2 separate regions of the Homo sapiens genome follow, and region 2 is linked to region 1. The links are chromatin contacts, found by Hi-C in ENCODE. All regions are on one chromosome and are shown on one strand. Each heading gives the region's core, a stretch centred on a gene start or an enhancer-like site at or near the end of the contact. The rest is flanking DNA. Distances are from core to core; before and after follow the strand shown.

Evidence for each region. A loop is a pair of places that touch in the nucleus more often than their neighbours do. Pooled maps may share reads with other maps.
Region 2: a loop to region 1 is called in a pooled map, with 12 times the contacts of the local background. The contact joins the promoter of SFTPA1 here to the promoter of PPIF in region 1. A Hi-C loop is called at or near these places in 1 of 168 maps with a recorded cell type or tissue (psoas muscle) and 2 of 50 pooled maps.

Annotation. Positions count from the first base shown.
Region 1 is chr10:79,344,878-79,351,460 of GRCh38, forward strand. It overlaps PPIF (peptidylprolyl isomerase F), which reads left to right and starts at 2,592. Exons shown (of 6, transcript NM_005729.4): 1 at 2,592-2,866; 2 at 4,199-4,229; 3 at 4,788-4,876. The coding sequence starts at 2,672. RefSeq lists cis regulatory regions at 2,259-2,836, 2,336-3,377, 2,336-3,009, 2,336-2,887, 2,336-2,886 and 5 more, silencers at 2,366-2,775, 2,796-3,025 and an enhancer at 4,340-4,840.
Region 2 is chr10:79,605,649-79,612,231 of GRCh38, forward strand. SFTPA1 (surfactant protein A1) reads left to right here and starts at 5,291. Exons shown (of 6, transcript NM_005411.5): 1 at 5,291-5,334; 2 at 5,671-5,741; 3 at 6,155-6,349. The coding sequence starts at 6,178.

The DNA.
Region 1 (6,583 bases), core at 1,342-3,841:
AACACAGTCTATAAATAGCCTCAGAGCCAGGTGAGTGCTAACACCTGCCTGATGTCACCTGGGCCCGGAGCCCTCAAGGGCTGGGCATGTGTTCAGCTCATGGCTTAGCCTATAGACTATCCTTCTTCCTGATACCACTGAGAACAGAACAGGAAGGGATGACATCATAGCTAAGCCTTTGGGGAAGGTAGGCTTTTCTCTGGCTTAGGAGGTAGTGATGACGTTTGATTTTCCAAAGAGAGTGGAAGGAGTAACATGAATGAAAGAAGCTGGTTCCCAGTCCAGAGTCCTCAGCATGGAGTCTTTGCACTATTCATGGCTCCCCAGTGCTATCCAACAATGTCAGACCTCAGCCAGGCCTTCAGAGCCCTCTGTGATTGGGTCCCCACAGGCCTTTCAGCTCATGCTCACTATTAAAACCATCTCCCTAGTCCCTGAGCTCCATAGCCCCCTGGCCAACTCCACCGTTTCTATCTTACTGTGTTGTCTGCCCAGGCTTATCTCTCTTGCCTCCCCACCCTGTCCCAAGGACCAGCTTCGTGGTGAGAGTGAGAAGGGTTTGACATGCAATAACCCTGATTGTGAAGTCAGACAGACTGGTCCCAGTTCCAACAGCCTGCCCTTGGGCAATTCACTCCCCAGCCCCTGGGGCCTGGCTTCCCCATCTGCAAAACAGAGCTGTCTCTCAGGCAGAGTTCACAGCTGGGAAAGGGTTCTGAGAACTGAAGTGGTCAAGTGAATGAAGGCAGCACTCCCCTGGGGTGGGGATGCTCATGCTTCATCAGGATGGGGCATAAACTGAGTCCCCCCAGGAGCAGGCTTGAGAAACAACAGGGTACGCTGAGCTACCTGCTGTGGCTGAAGGTCCTGTGAGCTCAGGGCCTGGAACTGGCCGCAGGGAAGCCTGGGGCCTTAAGGAAGCTTCATGACAAGGCACATGGCGTGATTCCTCCACTCTCAAATCCACAGGATGCACTGGTAGAGGAAGGTCTGGGACATGTGCTGAGGGCTCAAGTGGGCTCCCCACTCAGGCCTGCTCACCTCAGGGCACAATCATAAGAAAGGAGGGGCTGCTCCCCAGGGCAGAGTGAGGCCCCATTCTGGGCTGGGACCTGGAATGCATCCCACCTGGGCTTCACTGGGTGCCTAGGCCCCTCCTAGGCCAGGAATCGGAGAAGGGGGCTATGAACTTCCAGAAGCCAAGCTAGCCAAACTTCCAGAGGCCAAGCTAGCATTCTTATGAAGCTAGGGCACTGCTCTGACCTCATGAATTTGCTTGGCTGGCATTTTGCTGCCTGACCTGTTCCCATGAGCCCATTCAGGATCTGGGGCAGGTCAGTCCAGAGCTGGTCCCTACTCCTGCCCACCTGCCTCCAAGGCTCAGCCCCACCCCTTTCTCTGACCCCTCAGGCCTCTAACTGAGACCGCAGCTCTCTGAATCCCAAACTGTGAGAAAGACAGTCCAGACTCTGTCCATCACAGATGCCCACAGGCACAGTACTTAGTTGACAAATCCATGTCTCTCTCGTTCATTTTATCCTAAGAACAGACACGAGAAAAAAGCAGGATGAGGAGCATGATCGCACCCTTACCCTCCAGATGGGAAACTGAGGCCCAGAGAGGCCTGGAGCACTGGTGCAAGCTGGTAGCAATACTCCAGGGCTCCCTAGCCCTAGCCAGTGCCTTCCTGTGTCCAGGCCTCAGCTTCCCCTGGGGACAGTACAAGTGTTGGGCCAGATGCTCTCTCAGGTCCCTGCGTGGCATCCATTTATTGCAGACCTCCCACCACCTTGCAGTGAGGGTGGCTCTGGCTGCTGGGAAGCCCACTTTCAGCACGTGGGGTTTAAATGCTCCTGCTGTGGGTCTCCCCACTGAGTCCCCTCCCAGGGTGCATGCTGATGGGAGGGGGCAGCTGGCAGTCTGCCCCGGGGCTGTCAGTGTGGGTCCTAGGAGGAGGGATCAGACCCAGTCCTGGGGAGGGCTGGGGGCCTGAAAGGAGCATGATGAGCCCAGGCTGCGTTTTCAGTCTTGCTAGAAGCAGGTCTGGTCCCCAGAAACAACTAGAGACAGGCCCAGGCCGGGACAAGCAGGCTAGGGGGCATCATGGGAGGTGTCTCAGCTTATCTCCTCCCTCTTGCGCCTCTAGCTCACTAATCCCGCCTCTCATCTCACCTTTCTCTAACCCTCTCAGACTGCAGGACCTAGGGCAGCAGGGAAGCTTATTTGGCCTGAGCCTTACCTGCAAAGGGCTCAAAGGTAGACTTTTGCTATTATATTCAAATTGCAACGTATAGATGCTCATATTTTGGAATTAATTACGTTTTAGCAGTTTTTCTTTTTTTAAAAAAATCTGCTGGTACCTTAATAAACATGGAACCAGCAACCTTTTGCCAGGTGTCTGTTCTCCGGGTCTCTGGGCCTGGAGGCGGGAGTGTTTCAAAGCACTTCACGCTCCGCGGCCCCACCGGCTGGCTGCGCTGCCCGCTGCGGCCGGCAGGGGTAGTCCACGGACAGGCCTGGAGGAGGCGGGACGGGGGCAGGGCCGGGAACCTGGGCAAGCCAATAAAGGCTGCGGCGCGCGGCTGCGCGGGACTCGGCCTTCTGGGCGCGCGCGACGTCAGTTTGAGTTCTGTGTTCTCCCCGCCCGTGTCCCGCCCGACCCGCGCCCGCGATGCTGGCGCTGCGCTGCGGCTCCCGCTGGCTCGGCCTGCTCTCCGTCCCGCGCTCCGTGCCGCTGCGCCTCCCCGCGGCCCGCGCCTGCAGCAAGGGCTCCGGCGACCCGTCCTCTTCCTCCTCCTCCGGGAACCCGCTCGTGTACCTGGACGTGGACGCCAACGGGAAGCCGCTCGGCCGCGTGGTGCTGGAGGTGAGACCGCTCGCAGGGCCGGCCTGGGCGCGGGACACGGGCCCGGGGAGAGCCCTGGGCCCCGGGCGGCGCGGTGCCGGGCGCGCTGGGTGACCTTGGGCCTCCCCATGCCGAGCTCTGGGCCTCAGTTTCCCCATTTCTGAGAATGGGCGTCAGAATGATTTCTTCCGGCCTCCCTCGGAGCACTGGAGCGGGGGAGACGGGAGGGAGGGCACGTGTGGAGGAGAAAGCTCAAGGTCAGATCGCAGAGAGGGAGGGCTCAGCACCTCTGGGCCGGCCCGGGCACGAGGGAGGGGCTCCAGGAGCCTTCTGGGGCTGAGCCTAGATCCGGAGCTCCGAGGTGGGTGTCGGGGGTCTTGGGGTGAGCGTCGTGGCCCAGCGGGTGCTCACGTGGCGGCCCTTGCACAACACGGAGCGCTTCCTGGCTCCGGCCCCGCCCCTGCGGTCGGGCTCACACTGGGGGTGCTGGGAAATGGAGCGAGAGGTGGTTTCCAGCAGTAGTGCGGGCCCAGTAGGCCTCAGGCCCCGGCCACCTGGTGGACCCCAGAATGCCCCTCCTGCGAGTCGGGACACACTCAGAGACAGTGTGCCCGGCGCCTCAACCCCTGCCACTGTCCTTGGGGGCCACACTGAGCACCTCCCCTAACTCTGTTTTTGGGTCTTTTCTAAAGCAAAGTAAGAAACAGTCACCAGGGTAGCTTTAGAGGGAAAGCCCTAGTGGAGCCTTCAGGTCGGCCACACATTGACAGCAGGGGTCTGTTTGTGTTGACTGGCCCGTATCCCAGGGAGCCCTTAGTATTTCTTCTTCATTCTCAGTTTCTTCTGGAAAATAGGGACACCCTTCCTGCTTCCATTTGGTTCCAGGGTGGGTCTTGCAGCTTCGAGGGTAGAGGCTGGCTGGGATGGGGCTTCAGCCTTCCCTCCCCACACCCTCATGCCTCTCCCTGGGCCTCAGTTTCCCAACCCCGAATGGAGGAGCTGGTCTGGCTTCTACCTTAGACACACTCTCTTGTCCCTGAATTTCTGATGCTTTGGGCCCAGCTGTGGGAGCACTGCCAGCTGTGTCCACAGAAGTAGGCCAAGATAGCATTGTCATCTCTTCTGACAGATTAGGAAACCAAGGCCACCTCCTCCAGCCTTGGGTTCAGGAAACGGCTCCCAGAAATGATAGAGCTGCCTCCCATGGGGGTTGGCAATAATGGGAATGGAATGTCCACGTGCTTCTTCCTTAGCCTCCTTGGCCACTGTGGGGGTGGGTGGGTGCTGAGAGACACCCACCTTCACCTGCCTCTCCAATGACCATCCTCTTTTGTCCTTCTTCTCCCCCAACAGCTGAAGGCAGATGTCGTCCCAAAGACAGCTGGTAAGACAGGGCCTGGGGCCTTCTGAGATGGGTCTAGAGGGAAGGGGGCCAGGCAGGGCAAGGTGGGTGGCGTGATGAGAAGAGTCGGGGCTCAGAGACCCCTGACAGATGGGAGCTCCATGTGTGGCTCAGCCATTGGGTGCTCTGGGGCAGCCCTGCCATCCCTCTCTGGGCCTCAACGTTGGCTCTGCCCTCCTCTCTCATAGTAGCTGGGAGCCTCAGAGCCAGTGGAAGGCACATGTAAATTTCCCGGAGACTTCCCCACTCCTGGTGCCCAGTGAGGCAGGGTGATGGGCACACAGCCCTTGAGTCCGTGCCCTGCTGGCCAGCACAGCCATGAGCCTGTACTCTTGTCACAGTGCTCAGGTACTGAGGACAGGGAAGGGGAGTGACTTGTCCAGTTACATAGCGAGTTGGGCAGAGCAGACCCAAGAGGTGGGCCAGAGTCTTTATCCCCCTGTTCACTGCTGGGGATGTAGCAGGGATTTTGGCTGGAACGGGTATGACCCTGGAATTGGGGCCTGGCCCTGTTGACCTGTGTTTCTCTTCGACCCTCAGAGAACTTCAGAGCCCTGTGCACTGGTGAGAAGGGCTTCGGCTACAAAGGCTCCACCTTCCACAGGGTGATCCCTTCCTTCATGTGCCAGGTAATGTAGTTTCCTCTTCTGTAAGGGGGGATGAGAGCAGGAGCTGCCTTGTGGGTGTGTGAAGATGCCTGGTATGAGGAAGGTGCTGAGCAGAGCAGCTGCAGTTGCTCTGTCAGCCAGGCTGCCCTCCCTGCATTAGCCCTGTATCCAGGCTTCACTGCACATGGAAGCCCAGCCCCAACCCGCTGCCACTCCAGGTCAGTGGCAGGCCCTGCCCGGGGGACTGGGAGGTGGAGTCTATCAAGAGAGAGCTGGGTTGGGAGATGGATGTGCTGGGGGTGGCCTTGAAGACTTTGAAGAGCCAGCATATTCCAGTGGTCTCTGACCTTGTCCCCTGTGTGCCCCTGAGCACTGGTGTGGGAGATAAGAGAGGGAGAGAGAGAAGTGGAGGAGGCGGAGGAGGAAGACAGGTCCAGGGCAGGAACACACACGCCAGGACTTGGGGCTTCCCTTCCCAGAGAAAGGCATTATTCTCGGTGAAATGAATGTTTTTCGGTCATGTGTCATGCTCAGTTTTCACAAGCATTGGTATTGCTGTGTCAGAGGTTTGGGGGTAGGTGTTGTAGCAGGAGCTTCCTGTGGGTCAGGACCCAGGTGGTGTTGGGGCTGGTCTTCTATTAGCACAGACCTTCAAGATCAGGGATTGGGTGTCCTGGGCAGGCAGAGCCTGGAGGCAGGGGCATGGCTGTCATGACCTCTTTGAAGACCTTCCTGCCTGGAATTCTCTCCCCATTCCCTCCACCCTGACCCAGTGGCCGTCATCGTACCGTGGTAAGTGGCAGCGGGTTGGGACTGGACGTCTATGTGCGGCGAAGCCTGGATACGGGGTGAACACAGGGACGGCAGGCCTGGCCCAGCCCTAAGGCTGATGGTAAAGTAGGAGCTGAGGTGGAAGTCCTGAGCCAGGGTGGGAACTCCAGCGCGGGAGGGCTCCCTGGCACAAGGCGGTGGCACCGGGAGTCCAGACCAGAGTCCTGAGTCATCCGTTGGGAGGGATATCAATTAGGGAGCACCTAATTGACACCTGTGGATGCTTCAGCTGGGCTGGTCAGTTCCCCTCTCTTACCCACGGATCCCATCTCAGGAAAACAGCAGCCAGCCATGGCCTGGGCTGGGCAGCGCTAGGCATAGGGGCTGCTACCAGGCTCTTCTGGCCATGGGTGCCCCATGCAGGTTTGGCCACGGCTGCCTGGGCCTTAGCTGAGGCCTGAGGAAAGATGTCAGCCTTGGGCAGACTCTGTCCTGGGTCTGCAAGGGTTGGGAAAGCTGCTGGGCTGGGTAAGGGGCAGTGCGCGGACAGTGAGGGGACTCGGCCTGGGGAGCTGGTCTGGACCAGCTGCTGGTACTCCCACAGACTAGACTCGGGAACTGGGGGGCCTCTGGCCTCTTCCTTGTTGCCCTCCAGGAGGAGTGGGTTAAATTCTGGGTCACTAAGTATCATCTCAGAATGGCCTTTAGGTCTTTTGAAGATTACTTAAAAATTTGCTCAGACAAAAAGTAAGTCATTTGGAAACAAAGGTAGTTACGGTGACAAAAGATATTTAAGTTTTGTCTTTTTTTTTTTTGCTTATTATTCTTATTATTAGCTCTTATTTTATTGGATGTTTATTGACCCCTTTACCTGAGGGGCGCCAACTGGGTGGGCTTGGGTGGGCTGAGGCTGCTGCCAGCGCCAGGGCCGTGGCCCCCGCCTGCTCCATGGTAGCC
Region 2 (6,583 bases), core at 4,041-6,540, 260 kb after region 1:
GGAACTTCCTCACAGCTAATGGGTATCCCATTAAATGCCATCAGGAAATTAATAGACTATTTTGCTCAGTTTTCCTCCCACAGGAAGCGGCTCAGCCCCTAGCTGCTCAGTCTGCCAGCCCGTTTCCCTCAGCTATTTCATCCATCCCTCTTTGGTGGCCTTTACAATGTATTACTGCCACTTCCTGTGCGTAAGAATCCCCTCGGTTGCTTGAGTGTTTGGGGAGGAGAAAGGAGGAGATAGGTTTAATCCTTTCTTCGCCCAATGCCCTGGTCCCCTCTGACAAGACCAGGCTTAGGTGCTTCACTGAAGTCTGACAGAGCTGAGCTTCAGATTTTGAAACATTATATCCTCTGTTAGCAAGAAAATTAAGAGGAGCCTTACTGCCCTTCTGAGAGATTTCCTCAGTTGGAGTGCAAAAGAGAAGGTCCTCCATGTATTGCAAAACTTTGACCTGAGGATAAAGGAACTTGGAGAGATCTCTCCATAATGCCTGCCCAAACAAGTGGGAGCTGTCTTGGAATCCCTGAGGTAACATTGTCCAGGTTAACAGGGTGGTTTGGTTAGAGGGATCCTCAAATTCAAACAAATACTGGGAGTTGTGGTATAATGGTATGCAGAAGAAGGCATCCTTTAGGTCCAGGAACCATTTAGTTCCCTCAGGTATTTGAGCTAGCAGGGTATACGGATTGGGAATCATTGAATGTATTGGAACCACAGCCTCATTAACAAGGAGGTGGTTCTGAACTAGCCTCCATTTCTAGTTGGGTTTTTGTACCCCCAATATTGGGGTATTACAAGGGCTATTGCAGGGTTTGAGTGGGCCCTCCATCTTCAAGTTATCAATGATGGCTTCTAGTCCTTTCCTAACCTCTAGTTTCAGGGGATATTGTTTCTGGTTAGGAAAGGAGGTGGGATCCTTAAGATGGACCCAGACTGGTATGGTAGTTGTGGCTCTGACAATCTTCCCTAGAGTTGCCCAAACTTCTGGGTTAATATTGGTCTCTACTAGGATGAGACAAAGAGTTTCCCTAGGGGCCATCAGAATGATGGTCCCCACATGGGCCGGAATATCCCTACCCAACAGAGGAGTTGGGCTTTCAGGCATAATTAGAAAAGCTTTGGTGAACAACCCCAGGTACAGCTAAGGGGTTGGAAAAAATATCGGGTTAAAGACCTTCCTGAGATGTCCCTCACAGTCATGCTAAGAGAGGAGAGGGGGCCTGGATTCAAGAGGAGAACTGAGAGACCAGTCCCAGTGTCCAAAAGGAGGTCCACTTTCCTCTCTTCGATTTCCATGATTACCCAGGGCACCTTGATGATAATGGTGGTCTGGACTACAGGAGCCAGGAGAGGAGCCCTGGGACCTGTCAGTCCTGCTGCTGGACCATTTGGAAGACTGGCTCTGGACCTGGTGACCAGCATGCCCAGGAACAGTCCACCCTCCAGTGGTCCCCACTGCAGATTGGACAGGGTTGAGGTAGCTTCCTCATGCTGTCTGAGAAATTCTTGAAATGCCCTGATTTGCCACATCTGTAGCAATTGACAGGTGCACCCTGGGAATTCTGGGGTTTGTGGGCTTGTCTGCTGGCCATTAAAGTCTCTGTCTCTTTCCTGTATTTCCTCTCTCTCTTGTGCCTACCTATCTCTATTATAAAAAACCAAGGTGGGTACTTTCAGAAGGTTCTCTAAAGTACTCTCTTGTCCCAGAGCCTGTTTTGTAGCTTCCTCCTGATATCAGGGGCTGCCTGAGTAGTAAATTTATGCTTTAGGATTGGTTGTCCCTCAGCTGAATCAGGGGATAGACAGGTGTGCTTTACTAAGGCCTCCCTTGGCCTTTCCAGGAAGGCAGTGGGATTTTCATCAAATCCCTGGTCAATCATGGATGATTTAGTATAATTGAGAGGCTTGGTCCTGGTCTTACATAAGCCCTCCATTATGCACACCTGAAAGTGCCTCCTCTTCCAGGCTTCCATCTTGTCATTGGAATCCTATTTAGGGTAATCCATTGATACTGCTTCTCTCCCAGTTGGATAATGTTTGCCCCCTTCCCTGACACTATATGTGATACTAAGCTCATCCCCAAATCTCTCTGCTGCTTGCAGAGCAGCCTGCTTCTCAGTGTCTGTCAAGGTCTGGTTCAAAAGCAACATAATGTCTCTCCAGGAGAGATCAAATATTTGGGTGAAATTCTGGAAAGCCTCTATATATCTGTCGGGGTCATCTGAAAAGTTCCCAAGATCCCCCTTAATTCACTTTAAGTCCTGTAGGGAGGAGGGGAACTGGACCTTACTGGGCCCAAATTCACCAGGCATTGGTTGAAGGGGCAAGAGTGAGGTTGGGGCTTGTCTAGGGTGAGGATTTTTAGGAGGGGGCAAGTGAGAGGCTGAAGCTGAATAGGGAGGTCGAGGTAGACCCAGAGGGGAAGAGCTGGAGGGGGCTGGCTTCTCTGCTTGGGGTGCCTCTGGGATTCATATCTTTAGTTTCCTAGGCTTGCCCCTTGCAGTCCTCCCTGAGATGGCAAGCAGGAGGGCTGTATCAATCCTACACTGTCAGCAAAGGTCTGGATTGCCTTGCAAGGTATAGAAAACCTGCACATATGGGACCTCAGACCATTTGTCTTCATGTATACAGAAAAGGCCTGATCACCGGATACTATCGAAATGAAAGGTTCATTCCTGAGGTCCACCCGGTCCTTCATAATTTGGCCAAACCTTTGTGCAGAGGGCTATGAGGCATTTTTCTTCCAGATTAAGAGGATCAAAGCAGTCCCATTGGTTCTGGATACACTCCAGAGGGGTATAAGCTGGGAGTGGTGAAGAGAGATGGTTGCCTATTCTGAAAGACAGAGAATAGAGGCATGCCTCATTCCCTTCCTTCTTTAGTGAAAACTCAGGGTGTGATGGAGAGAGAAAGCAAGACTGTGGACTCTGAGGTGGCTTGGCATGGGCGCCCAAGGACTGGCAGTGTGAAGAGGATATCCCTGCAGAGGGAAGAAGCCCAACGTGGAGGGTGAGGCCCCGAGGAGAACGAGAAAGATACTGAAGGAGAGCGGACTGGACCGGCGGGGGCAGTGGAGCCTAAGCAGGGGGAGGAGGCTGTGGACACAGCTGAGTGGCCTGGTGTGGGCACTCGGAACTCAGCAGGAACTACAGCAATTCTTAGAGCTAAGAGTGACAAATTTGTGTTGGGAGAACCATCTTCTTAACGACATTCTTTAGATTCACTGGTGCCATGTGCTGGCAAACTGTAACTGTTTCAACATCAAACACACGTAGTGCCCCCTGCAGCCCGCAGGTGGGTGCTCGGCACCCCCTGGTGGTCAGTGGTAGGCCTCACGAACGAGTCCACATTGCTACAAATCAATCAATGGGCAACAGAGACAGTGTGATGAGGAATGGGATCTTTACAATAGCCCCAAAGTGCGTCCTCATAACATAGTCACTGATTAAAACCAGAAAAAGAATGTATTTATGGTAGTGAAGCGTGACACCCACCACCTTAATTCAATGATCAACAAGAACATCATCAATCTTGGGGCAAACTAAAGTCACATGCCGCCCGGTAGAATGGGAGAAGAGCGCAGCAGGATGTCTATCGCATTTCTGCTGAAGTTACAGAACCTGAATCTAATCATGAGCCAATACATTAAAAAAAAAAAAAAAAAAGTGAGGGGCATTCTACACAGTAACTCTCCTGTGATCTTCACACTGTGTTCAGGTCATGAAGGTGAAGGGAAGACAGAGGGCCTTTGTGGGTTTCAGGACCCTGGAGAAGCGTGACAACCGAATACGGCACATGGCTCAGAAATGGATCCTTTGCTATAAAGGACACTATTGGGGCATTGGGTACATTTTGCATAGGGCCTGAAGGCTATTTGGAGTTATTATATCCATGTTAATTTCTTGATTATGGTTATAATGCGAAAATGCCTTTGCATGAAAAACACATTAAAGTATTGGGGTGTTGGGGTTTCATGCTGACAACCTACTTTCATAGGTTCAGGGAAACATATTTGTACCGTGCCTGCAATTCTTCTGTAAATTTGATGTTTCAAGATAATAAAAACAAAAAGGAAACTGAGCCTCAAAATGTTACATAACCTGACTGAGTCCACATGGGTAATAAGTGACAGCTCTGGGTGAAAACTCAGGTGTGCCTTTCCCCTAAAGTCACGCCCTGCCCTGCCAACCACAAGGCCCTGCACATCTGAGTTGGCCTCTGTTCCTGCTCATCACCTGCAAAACAGCCCTGCCTCCCCACAGCCAAGTTGCTGGAGCTGCGCCCCACCTGCCCCCACCCTGCACTGGCCTGACTCCCCCATTCCACACCTGGCCCAGCACCCACCACATGGTGTGGCAGACAGCACTGGGGCAGCTGAAAGACTCCATGCTACAAATTGGCACTGCCCAGCTTCCTGCTTCTGGGAGTGGGGTCCATTGGCTGAGCTTCCGCTCCCTGGAAGAGCTCCAGACTCCTCAATGGTTTGGGATTTTTCAAACCAATTCCAAATAAGCCAGGGGAGATTTTCCTGTCTTGGTTCCCATCATTACCACCTCCACAGTTGGAGATTCCCTCCTAATCCAGATGCTCAAACCAGGACCTCAACAACTAGGGCTTCATATATCACTGGGACACTTAGCATAATCACCATTGCAGGTTGCCAGACATCACCCAAAGTGATGTTCTACCAAAGACAGAAACTGCAGCTCTCCCGTGACCTTCCAGGTGCTGCCCTGACTCCTCCAGCTGAACCTGCTAGGGCAGAGGGAAGTGGAACGTGCAGCATATTTGCCTGCCACTCTGCCCATGTGCCCACCAACTCAGCTGCAGGCTCCAGGGACACAGGCTGGTGGGGGGGCCTGGGGCTCATGGCTGAGCCAGGTCGCAGGACAGACAAGTTGGCCTGGATCAACCTGACCAATCTCAGCTGGAGCAGTGAGTTCTTCATTGTCTGAATCTAAACCAGGAACCCAGTGGGGCTTCCTTAGTGCCTGTGTAAGGGCTCTCGGCTTTCACTGCTAAGGAGCTTGCTAGGGGCAGGGTGGGTGACCTCAGCCAAGGGGGGGATTTCTCTTCTTACAGACCTGGAGTTCCTCTTTCGCAGGTTCTGTGCTCCCCTCAAGGGTCCTTTGAGATCCTCCAGCCTGAGTGCTCTTGGGGAAACATGCTGTGTAAACACTATGCCCATTTCCTGCCTGGAGCACAGGTTTTGTGGTAGGGCTCTCAGGGGTGAGGAGGAAGCCTGGCAGCCCCCACATCTATAAATGCTGCGTCTACCTTACCCTCTGACTTGGAGGCAGAGACCCAAGCAGCTGGAGGCTCTGTGTGTGGGTGAGTTTAGCCCCATCCCCTAGGTGTTCTCCAGCTTGAGGATCGCAGGCAGAGAGGACCAGCCCAGCAGCCACAGGCCTGACCAAAGCCCAGGCTGGGAAGGAGGGCAACTCCCCATTTTCCACTGGGAGGTGTTTCACAGCACAGTCAACATAGGTGACCTGCAAAGATCCTCATGTTTGTTATTTTCTTTGGCCAGATCCATCCCTACAGGGTTCAGCAGGGCCTACAGGAGGGGCAGTGAGAGAACAGACCCCAAAAAGAAAGGGGACTCCATGACTGACCACCTTGAGGGGGGCCAGGCTGCGGGCCCCGTTCATCTTTTTTCATTCTCAGGTCGCTGATTTCTTGGAGCCTGAAAAGAAAGTAACACAGCAGGGATGAGGACAGATGGTGTGAGTCAGTGAGTGAGTGACCTGACTAATAGCCTGGGAGGGACAGGGCAGGTTTTCTGCAGAGCACGGAAGATTCAGCTGAAGTCAGAGAGGTGAAGCCAGTTTCCCAGGGTAACATAGTGAGGCACTGAAAGAAAGGAGACTGCACTGGAGCCCAGGTCCCCGGGCTCCCCAGAGCTCCTTACTCTTCCTCCTCCTCAGCAGCCTGGAGACCCCACAACCTCCAGCCGGAGGCCTGAAGCATGAGGCCATGCCAGGTGCCAGGTGATGCTGGGAATTTTCCCGGGAGCTTCGGGTCTTCCCAGCACTCTGGTCTCGCCCGCCCTGCCTCTCGGGCTCTGCCCAGCTTCCTGAGTCCTGACAGAGCACAGTGGGGGAGATGTTGGCAGAGGTGGCAGATGGGCTCACGGCCATCCCTCCTGCAGGAGCAGCGACTGGACCCAGAGCCATGTGGCTGTGCCCTCTGGCCCTCAACCTCATCTTGATGGCAGCCTCTGGTGCTGTGTGCGAAGTGAAGGACGTTTGTGTTGGAAGCCCTGGTATCCCCGGCACTCCTGGATCCCACGGCCTGCCAGGCAGGGACGGGAGAGATGGTCTCAAAGGAGACCCTGGCCCTCCAGGTACTGTGCTGCAGACCCCACCCTCAGCTGAGGGACACAGACCCCTTTTCAGGAGGCCCATCTGTCCAGGCCCCTAGGCTGTGGGCCATAGTGAGCTGGGGGCTATAGTAAGCTGGGTGGGACTTCAGTCTGCAGGGCTGGTGGGTTCCTGGGGCCCTTATGATGGCGCATCCTGGAGAGTCTGTCCTCATAGTGCCCACGGAGTGATAGAGTGATAGCTGAGCCAGCCCTGGT